Regions from separate parts of the Homo sapiens genome. Here region 1 is linked to region 2. Evidence: chromatin contacts called from ENCODE Hi-C or POLR2A ChIA-PET data. All regions are on one chromosome and are shown on one strand. Each heading gives the region's core, a stretch centred on a gene start or an enhancer-like site at or near the end of the contact. The rest is flanking DNA. Distances are from core to core; before and after follow the strand shown.

Region 1 (4,761 bases), core at 1,940-4,439, 3.6 Mb after region 2:
GGATTACAGAGGACCTTGAAGTCTCTTTGTGGCAGGCTGGTGTCATGCAGACAGGGGCAGGCAGCGACGTGAGCACTTCTGCCATCTCCAGTGAGGGATGCGCTGCTCAGGTGAGGAGAGCCTTGCTCAAGGTGACTGTGAGCTCCTGACTTCTCAGTGTGCTGGCAAATGGACCCCATCCATCCTGGGAGGGAGAGAGCCTGACTCTCGCCCCACATGGCCCGTCAGGGTGGCCATAAGCTCTCCAGGCGCCTGGGGAGCTCCCTCGGGACCCCAGCAACCGAAGACAATGCCTGGTTCCCAGCAGCCCAGCGCCTGTCGGGTGACCTTGAGGACTCACCTTCCCTGGTGGCGGCTGCTGGGAGTGGAGGAACAGGGCTCAGTCACAGGATGGAAGCAGGTGTGTGTGTGTGTGCGTGGAGTGTGGGTAATATGTAAGGATAGGCATCTCCCCAGCTTTTTTGGGGGGAGGAGAGCATCCAGCTGGGTATCCTCCCGGGTCCTACCAGCCTGTCAGGCAGGAGGGGAGACCTGGGAGAGACTGACTTAGGCTGACCTGGGGTGGATCGACCCCGAGGCCCTCCCTGAGATCTGAGCTGGCATCTGCTTCCGCACCGTCGTTCTGACTCCTCTACCCAGGACTAGTTACGGTCACCATCACAGTCAGTAGGACTGTCAATCATTGTTTTAAGTACTGATGTATATCCACCTAGTTGGTCCTCATTTTACACATAGGGAAACGGAGGCAGAGAGGGCTTAAATAGTCTAAGGTCACAGGGTGAACACGCACTCAGTCACTCCCTTCTGTGGCACTGCCTCAGGGGGCCACATGTGCTGGGAAATGCTGTTGTCCTGAAGCAGCTCAGCAACTGCTGGGTCAAGAGAGGGGCAGGTAAGGCGCTGAGGGCCTTGGAGGAAGGAGGACCACGACGACAGCTGTGTGGTGTGTACAGTTGTGTGGGGTGTTTGTGTGGGGTGTGGGGGGTGTATTTGTGTATGATGTGTGTGACGTGGCATATGTGTGGTGCATGTGTATGTGTGGTGCGTGTGCATGTATGATGTGGTGTATGTGTGGTGAGTAATGTGTGTGTTGTCTTTGCGTGTGATGTTTGTGTGTGGTGTGGTGTATGTGGTATGTGTATTGTGAGTGGTGTATGGTGTGAGTGGCATGTGTGAGTGATGTGTGTGTGTGTGGTGTGTAGTGTGTTTATGTGGTGTGTGTGTTGTGGTGTATGTGGTGTGTGTGTGTGTGATGTGTGTGGTTGTGTATGTGGTCTGTGTGATGTGCGTGAGTTGTGTGTGTGTGAATGGTGTCTGTGGTGTGTGTGAATGGTGTGTGCTGTAGTGTAGGTGGTGTGTGTGAGTGGGGTGTGTCTGTTTTGTGCGTGTGAGTGGTGCATGTAGTGCATGTGTGCTGTGGTGTGTGTGAGTTGTGTGTGTGCTGTGGTGTGTGAGTGGTGTGTGTGGTGAGTGGTTGTGGTGTGTGTGGTGTGTGTGTGGTGTGTGTGTGCTGTGGTGTGTGTGGTATGTGTGTGTTGTGGTGTGAGTGGTTTGTGTGTGGTGTGTTTGTGTGGTGTATGTGGTGTATGTGATGTGTGTGTGCTGTGTGTGGTGTGTGAGTGGTGTGTGCTGTGGTGTGTGAGTGGCGTGTGTAATGTATGTGTGCTGTGGTGTGTGTGGTGTGTGTGAGTGGTATGTGTGATGTGTCTGTGTGCTGTGGTGTGTGCGTGGTGCGTGAATGGTGTGTGAGTGGTGCGTGTGAGTGGTGTGTGTGTGTGCTGTGGTGTGTGCTGTGGTGTGTGTGGTGTGAGTGGTGTGTGCTGTGGTGTGTGTGATGTGTGTGAGTGGTGTGTGTGCTGTGGTGTGTATGCTGTGAGTGGTGTGTGCTGTGGTGTGTGTGATGTGTGTGTGCTGTGGTGTGTGTGTGGTGTGAGTGGTGTGTGTGAGTGGTGTGTGTGTGTGGTGTGTGTGTGCTGTGGTGTGTGTGATGTGTGTGTGCGCGTGTGAGGGAAGGAATTTCGGAGGAGGAGGTGGCAGGTGGCAGGTGGCGCAGGTGGCAGGTGGCGCCGGCACTTAGCCACCAAGGGTGGAGGAGGGCCTTCAGGAGGAGGAAACTAGCGGCGAGCAGGGGGTCAGAGGAGGTAAACGCTGTGAACATACCGCCAAGTCCCCATGCTGGGGGTGCAAAACATTGTCATGAAGGATAAGATTGGGGGGCTAGCTAGGACAAGATTGTGGAGGACACTGATTATCAAGCTGGAATTATGCAATTTCTGTCGAGAGCACCTGGTCACCACCGCAGGTCTTTAAGCAGCTATGGATGGGAGGCGACCCTGGCAGCGGCGGGCGAAGATGAGTTAGAAGGGGACAGGAATGAGACAAGAGGAAGGGAGGGAAGAGACGAGGTGGGGAGGACGGGAAGGCGTGCAGGGAGTGGGCCGGTGCGAGAGGGACATGGGATGGAGTCCACAGGGGAAGAGCTGGGGACTCCAGGTTTTCTGGTCAGGAGAGACTGGAGACGCCACTGACAGAAAGAGGAGGAACAGGTGTGGGGAGAACTGATGTTTCTTCGACCAGAGCCATCTGCGGAAACATCGTCTCCTCCGTGGGGCCCAGCTTTCATTCCTCACAGCAGTGATCACTGCATGGCAAACAATCACATTCATCTATTATTTGTTTCTTGTCTTTGCTCAATCAGCATATAAGAGAGTACGAATTCCATCTGCCGTGTTCACAGCGCCATCCCCAGAACCTACAACAGTGTCGGCTTCTAGTAGGTGATCGCTAAATATTTTTTGAGTAAATAAACGAATGACTCATGTCGTGCTGGAGGGGGACTGTGGGACAAGCATCCAGGAGGACTGGAGATCTCCAGGAGGGACGTCTGAGCAAACAAGAATGTCCCACACGTGGAGGTCACTAAGCCCAGGCTGTGTCTGAGATGGTTCTAAGAGAGTAAGAGAGAATGCACAGAAAGAAACCGGATCACCTCCTATGCCCCCAGCGCCTGCACAAAGCCTGGCACACAGCAGGTGTTGCGTGTTGGTTGACTGAATTAATAGATGAACCTGCTCTTCGGCGAGGAGTGAGACTTCCTGTGCATAAGGGGCTCGAGCAGGAAGACAGCTGGCCGAGAGCGTGCGCTGGGGTCCAGAAGGTTGCCTCAGCTTCACAGGTGCCCATGGGTAACGTGTTGTGGTTCCCCGGAGACTCTGGGCGGGAGGAAGTGGGACCATAGAGAGGGGCCCACTTGGGTAGAGCGTCTACCTCCGAGAGGTGGAACTTCATTGGGCGAGTGGGTAGCCAATGAGGAAGCTCCCTGAGGAAGAGCCCGCCCCTGGAACTGGGCCGAGGCACCGCCCCCGCGGAGGAAGCCCCGCCTCTCCCCGTCCCTAACACTGAGGCCCCAGAGGCGAACTGTCGGGACTCCCGGGCTGCTTGGTGGCCTGAGAGGCCCCCGAAGGGCTCTGGGCTGCGCCTTCATCCGCTGCTTTCCTGTGTGACAACCCCAGACCTCATCCTTCAGGGGGTCTCCATTGCCTCAGGTTCCTCTTTTTTTCGAGACGGAGTTTCAGTGTTGACTCCCAGGCTGGAGTGCAGTGGCGTGATCTCGGCTCACTGCAACCTCCACCTCCCGGGTTCAAGCGACTCTCCTGCCTCAGCCTCCCGAGTAGCTGGGATTACAGGCGCCCGCCACCACGCCCAGCTAATTTTTGCATTTTTAGTAGAGACGGGTTTCACCATGTTGGCCAGGCTGGTCTCGAACTCCTGACCTCAGGTGATCCACCCGTCTGGGTCTCCCAAAGTGCTGGCATGAGCCACCGCGCCTGGCAGGTTCCTTTTCATCTAGAAAGAGGCCTTCAAGGGTTAGCTCTGGTTTAACAAAATGGATTCAGTGCTTCCTGTACCAGGCGCTGGTCTACGCTCTTTTTTGCTTTTTCTTTCCCTCCCTCCCTCCCTCCCTCCCTTCCTTCCTTCCTTCCTTCCTTCCTTCCTTCCTTCCCTCCCTCCCTCCCTCCTTCCTTCCTTCCTTTTTTCCTTCTCTTCTCTTCCCTTCTCTTCCTTTCTGTTTCTTTCCCATAATGCATTTATTTTGTCATACTTTTAGTGACACGGGAGCTTTCAGAATGCAGACTTGAAGATACACGGTGATCTATGTGAATGGTCTGGGCTCTGAGGAAACACCTTCAGACCCTCTCCTCATGGGCCTCACCATCTATGGGTGGAAACACAGTAAACAAACCCGCAGTCTCTTCTATAATTACACATTGAATAAGTGTGTCAAGAAACAAAATAATGGGGCATAATTCAGGTAGCAATACTGGGAAAGTGACATTTGAGCTGAACTAGAGAGCAGGGCACTATTGGCAGTTGGAGAAGTCTCCACGCTGAGGGAACAACATGAGAGAAGTCCCCAAAGCTGAGATGAGTGTGCTGCATGTAGGGCGAAGCAGCCAGGCTAGACGGGGAGGTCCGAGGTAAGAGCAGAGGAGAGCAGGCCGTGCAGAACTCCTTCGAATGTTTTTATAATAGGAGTTTAGATGGTTTTTTTCTCGGGATACTGGGAAGCCACTGAATATTTTTACAGGGAAGCACCATGTGATTTTCAAATAATTACTCTGACTTTGTGTGTAGAACAACTTGGGGAAGAGCAAGAAGATTTCTGTTGAGGTGGCTGAATTTTCCTCTTTATGGCAATTAGAGGCAATTTGAGATGAGGCAACACCCAGAACCTTGAGTTGAAGGGCAGTACATCAGAAG
Region 2 (4,819 bases), core at 2,296-4,795:
ACAGGGTTAGGAAAGAAGGATAGCATAGCACCTGCAGGCCTAAACTACCTGGGAGGATTCCCTGGAGAAAGCTGTAGAATCCTCAGGAAAGGCCCCCCTTCCCACTGCATCACTCACTCCTGCAAGCCTCACATTAGCCCAGAGCAGGGTGCCCGGTGTGGGGGCGGGGGGTACTATGGCTCCAAACCTGCAGCCTGCCCCAGGTCACACTAACCCAAGTCTATCTGAAGACTATTCCAAGGCCCTGACAACTCCAACAGCAACCCATCAGCAGTCCAATCCGGTGCCTTATGTCCTCCAGGGAAGGGTTTGCCCATAACCCACACCTGTCAGCTGAGAGGAATCTCAGCATCTGGCCCAGACCCCTGGACACCAGAAAGTAAAGCCAAGTCGGGGAAAGGAACTGCAAGTAGTGAAAAGGCCACAACTCTAAACCCCACGGATGCTTTCTCCCACCAACCTCAAAACCACCCGCAAGGGCTTTGGCTGACACCTGCCCATGAACAGATGGGCTCGACTCCCCCCACCCACACACTCCCAAGGAGACTTTCAGCTTTCTCAAGGCCTCATAGCCAGGAACCTCCATTCTGAGAACTGTACCTAACCACCCAAACCTACAGACCCTATTAAAATGAAGAAAAGACCTCTCGGCCCCCATTTCTGGGGCTGCCTCAGCAGCAGCCTAAACGTCATGGTCTCTTGCATGTCACATGAAAGCAGCCAAAATAGAGAAGGCACTCTCTCCTCGTCCTCCAAAATGTTCTTTCTCAGGAAGTCCTTTCAAGTAGCCAATTATAGTCCATTTAGAAACACCAGTAACTGGTGACAAGCCGATCACTAGCAACACCATTACAAAACAAAACTAAGCAGAGGTATGGTCACGACCTTGTCTCTTACGCTTCTGAGAGAAGATGTGATACTCAAATACCAATGTAATCAACTTTGCGGTACTTTTGTTTAACTTGCTAATTATTTTTTCTTTCTGTGCAATATCCAGGCAACAACTAAAAACAAAAGCAAAAAACCTGGCCTTTTTCTGGCCTGGAGACTCAGTCTCTCTCCCCCTTCACTCTGCTGTGCAGAGCCATTTCTGTGGGAGTCTGAAAAAATGAAACTTTTTAAAGATCCTAAGCAAATATTATTACTATATTATTATTATACGGTGTATTGAGTGCCCGTATTTTTTTTTTTTTTTTTTTTTTTAGACAGTCTTGCTTCGTCGCCCAGGCTGGAGTGTACTGGCACAATCTTGACTCACTGCAACCTCTGCCTCCCAGGTTCAAGCAATTCTCCTGCCTCGGCCTCCTGAGTAGCTGCGATGCCACCACCCCTGGCTAACTTTTTTGTATTTTTGTAGAGATGGGATGGTGTTTCACCATATTGGCCAGGCTGGTCTCAAACTCCTAACCTCAAGTGATCCACTCCCCTCAGCCTCCCAAAGTGCTAGGATTACAGGCGTGAGCCACCATGCCCAGCCTGAGTGCCTGTATTTAATGTACACGATCTCATTTAGTCTTAAAAAAACCCCTGTAAGGTAATCATCGACAACCACATTTTACACAAGGAAGAGATTTTGAGAAACTCGATAGCATGTCTCAAGTCAGACACTTAGCAGCAAGGCAGAGTCCATTTCATTTTATGGGACTAGTCTGCTTCCCAGAATAATCATCAAATGCAAAGGAATTTAATTATCTGCTTAAAAAAACAAGCCCCCATTATTACCACAGTTCACGTCTGACCAATTCCAAGATGTTCTTCCCAAACTTGATATGAACACATTGACGCAATTACTGGCGAAATTGAGCAAGAGTATGTAGTAGCCAGGGCTCTGTGGGAAAGTGACAGAAAACTCCTATTGGCAGGATGTCATCCTGCCTGCCAGGGCCCCTCACTTACAACAATTATCTAAAACCTAGCATTAGAAATGAGAAACCACCTGTGTGGTAACCCTGGAAGCAACCTGTGGTTGCCTTGGGCCTGTGGGCCTGTAGGTTACAGGTCAAAGAGAAGTCCAGACTAGGCTCAGCCAGCTGCTATGAGGAATGCAAACTCACCTACTCAAGCTCTCTGCCTATGCTGAAACAGGCTAGAGGTCAGAGTTCAGATCATCTGGGCAAGATAATTGAGACTCAGGCTGCTACCGGAAGTACCAGAAATGGGCAACGTGGTGTTGACTGGTTATATTTTAGCCCTCTAACACCCAGAGTACACAAGCTCTCTGCCCCTGGGAGAGATCCCTGCTCACCTAGGTTTTGGGTACCCATACCAGGAGGAGGCTAGGGGGAAGGGCTCTCGGTCACGATCCACACAGAGGAAGAAATGAACACACAGTGACAATTTACTGAGGGCTTACCCTCATTAATTAAGCCCTTATTTACCATTGTTCACAATATCTTCCAAAACAACCCCTTGAAAGGGTGACCATTTATTATCCCAGAAGAGAAATATGAGGTTCAGAGAGAAGTCACTTGGCCCAAACGATCAGGAGAAAAACCCACTCAGGAGAGTGGCTCTATGGCAAGACACGTGAACCGAGAGGTCAGTCTCCTTCCCCACCGGGAGCCTCACGTCAGTCCCCAAAAGGGAGTGGATTACTCGAGGTCCCTACCAGAGTTCTCAGTGCAAGGCTGCTCGAAGCCCTAAGCAGACCCAAACTCCAAAACTTCCTGAGCCTCGGGCCACAGCAGGGAAGTCTCCAAGGCCTTCTCTGGTTCTGGGGCTAGAGGGGCCTCGGGACTTCCCTGTGCGGTCCCGGCCCCACGCCTCCAACAGGACTCCCCAGGGACCCACCTCGCAAACCTTCTCTCCCATCCAGTCCCAAGCCTCTGTCTGGGATTTAAAACTCTGATCCAGAAGAGGGAGGCTGGCTGTCGTAGAAGAGCCAGCCTGAGGGAATGTCTGGGGGACCCTGTCGGGGAAATCCGGGGGGGTCCCAATCCTCCGACTGGCGCCGACCCGAGTCCTTACCAAGCAGCGGGGACTCCTCAGGGCAGGCGGGCAGCGACAGTGCGGTGGTGTGGGGCACTGGGACCGAGGTCAAGTTGCTAGCGGGGCCAGGGCCAGAATCCACGACTGGGCTGGAGTCGCCACCCGGGCGCGGCTGGGAGGAGGCGCCTAGAGGAGGCGGCGGCCGGGCCCCTCCGGTCCGGAGCTCCCCGGAGGACTGCCCGATGGCGGCGGCACTGTTCGAGCCGCCCTGCAGCGGTGTGGAGACTCCGACCAGTTGGGGCAGGCGGCTCAGGTCGCGGCCAGCCAGGTAGTAAACGAGGGTGACGCCAAGGTGCAGAGCGCAGACGGCCACGAGCAGGCGGCAGGCCCGCTGTAGGGACGCGCCTGGCATCGCGGCGCTGCCGCTCAGGAGCGGCTCCCGAAGCCTCATCTTCCCGCCGCCGCTTTAAGAAGGGTGTGGGCTACAGGAGGGGAGGCGACCCGCCCGCGGGCCGCCCGCCAGGCGCTGCCCCACAGCGGCGACTAGGGGAGGGCCCGGAGCGGGGGCGGGCGAGCGGCTGAGAGCTGAGACTCCTCCAGCCAGCCAGACCTGGGAGCGGCGAGAAGCCGCCCGAGGCGCCGGCGGAGAGGGGAGGGGCGGGGCCCCGGCGAAGGCGGGGGCGGGGCCGGGCGCGGGGTTTTCTGGACGAGGGCGGGAAGGCGGGGCAGCCCGTGGCGGGATGGGCGCGCTGGGCGGGGCCTCGGGAGGGTGGGCAGCGGGCGGGGCGCCGTCGTGGGGTCCCCGGAGTATGACTGCAGCTCCGACGCTTGGCCGCGCACCGCCCTCTTCCTCCCGAGCCTTTGCGGCGGAGCTTCGGTCGCGTTGAGCCGCGCCTCCTCTTCCTCCTCCACGCTGCCCTCGACAGGCCGCGCCACTTCCTGGGGTGCGAAGGGACTCGGGTGCGAGCCTGGGCCTGCAGCGCGGCGGCGGAGAGAACGGAGAGGACAGCTGGCGGGTGGTTATCTGGAGTGGTTTGGGGCCGCGGCGGCGTTCTGGCCAGTGGGCCTTGGTGGGCTAGGAAGAGAGGCAGAAAAAGGTTACCCAGGAAACGGGCTTCGACGCCGGGCGAGGAGTGGCACGTTCGAAACCCCCTCCCTAACTCAGCCCGGCTGGACCCCGCTGCTTAACGGGGGGTCCTGCGGCAAAGAAAGTGGACGGGTTGCCACTTCTGTGCCTCCCCATCAGGTAGCCTGGGCTATAAGGGGCTCTCAGACCAGCTTGGTTCCAGATGTGTGTGTGGCGGGAGTCCTGTATACTTTGAAGAGGAGAGCAGCAAGAAGCCTCTAACTCCCAGGCCAGCGTGCAGGAGATCAGCCGGCGTTACAGTCTACACTGGGCTACCCACTGTCCCATGAAGTAGCAGTTCTCCCCATGTCGTAGAGTGGGGCCCCGGCAGATTAAGAAACTTTCCTAAGAGCCCACAGCTGGCAAGAGGCAGAATTCTGGCTCCGAAACCCATGTTTTCTACAGGTTTACCCTTTGTTGATTTGCAAGTAAGGGCTGAAGGCTGTGTGGGTGAGAGACTTAGGCACTGAAGCCACTTGACCTCGATTTGACCCAGAGGCCTCAGGCCCTGAGTGAGCAGAGACACCTCACCCCAGAGAAAGACTCATGGAGGTGCTGTCAGTAATGTGGATAGGGAAGTTGAGGGCTCTGGCAGCCAACCATCAGGGAATAACAGTAGCTACCTTATTTTGAGAGTTTGCTGTGTGCCAGTACTATCTGCCATGAAGTAGGTGGTGTTACGGTGTCCATTTCACAGATGAGAAAATAAGGCTTATGAGTTGACACTTTGGTTGTGATCATACAGAATCAACTTTCCTCACTTGA

Evidence for each region. Hi-C counts contacts between places; a loop is a spot of excess contacts on that map. ChIA-PET counts read pairs that join two places held with the same protein, here RNA polymerase II (POLR2A). Pooled maps may share reads with other maps.
Region 1: a map of naive thymus-derived CD4-positive, alpha-beta T cell shows a loop between it and region 2 (15-fold over the local background). The contact joins the enhancer-like site here to the promoter of B4GALT1 in region 2. A Hi-C loop is called at or near these places in 1 of 168 maps with a recorded cell type or tissue (naive thymus-derived CD4-positive, alpha-beta T cell) and 2 of 50 pooled maps. POLR2A ChIA-PET finds 5 or more read pairs at or near these places in 1 of 52 experiments (CD4-positive, alpha-beta memory T cell).

The regions. Positions count from the first base shown.
Region 1 is chr9:36,762,847-36,767,607 of GRCh38, forward strand. No RefSeq gene overlaps it. Among named protein-coding and RNA genes, the nearest start is that of MIR4475, 58 kb to the right of the region's middle. RefSeq lists enhancers at 1,467-1,985, 1,986-2,504, 3,025-3,184. Within about 2 kb of position 3,190, at least 5 of the 41 ENCODE cell types and tissues checked have a DNase peak (open chromatin) inside an H3K27ac peak, as active enhancers do.
Region 2 is chr9:33,163,791-33,168,609 of GRCh38, forward strand. It overlaps B4GALT1 (beta-1,4-galactosyltransferase 1), which reads right to left and starts at 3,546. Exons shown (of 6, transcript NM_001497.4): 1 at 2,968-3,546. The coding sequence starts at 3,379. It overlaps B4GALT1-AS1 (B4GALT1 antisense RNA 1), which reads left to right and starts at 3,158. Exons shown (of 3, transcript NR_108110.1): 1 at 3,158-3,256. RefSeq lists enhancers at 1-208, 3,397-3,962, 3,880-3,979, 3,963-4,527, 4,050-4,129 and 2 more and silencers at 3,298-3,571, 3,330-3,729.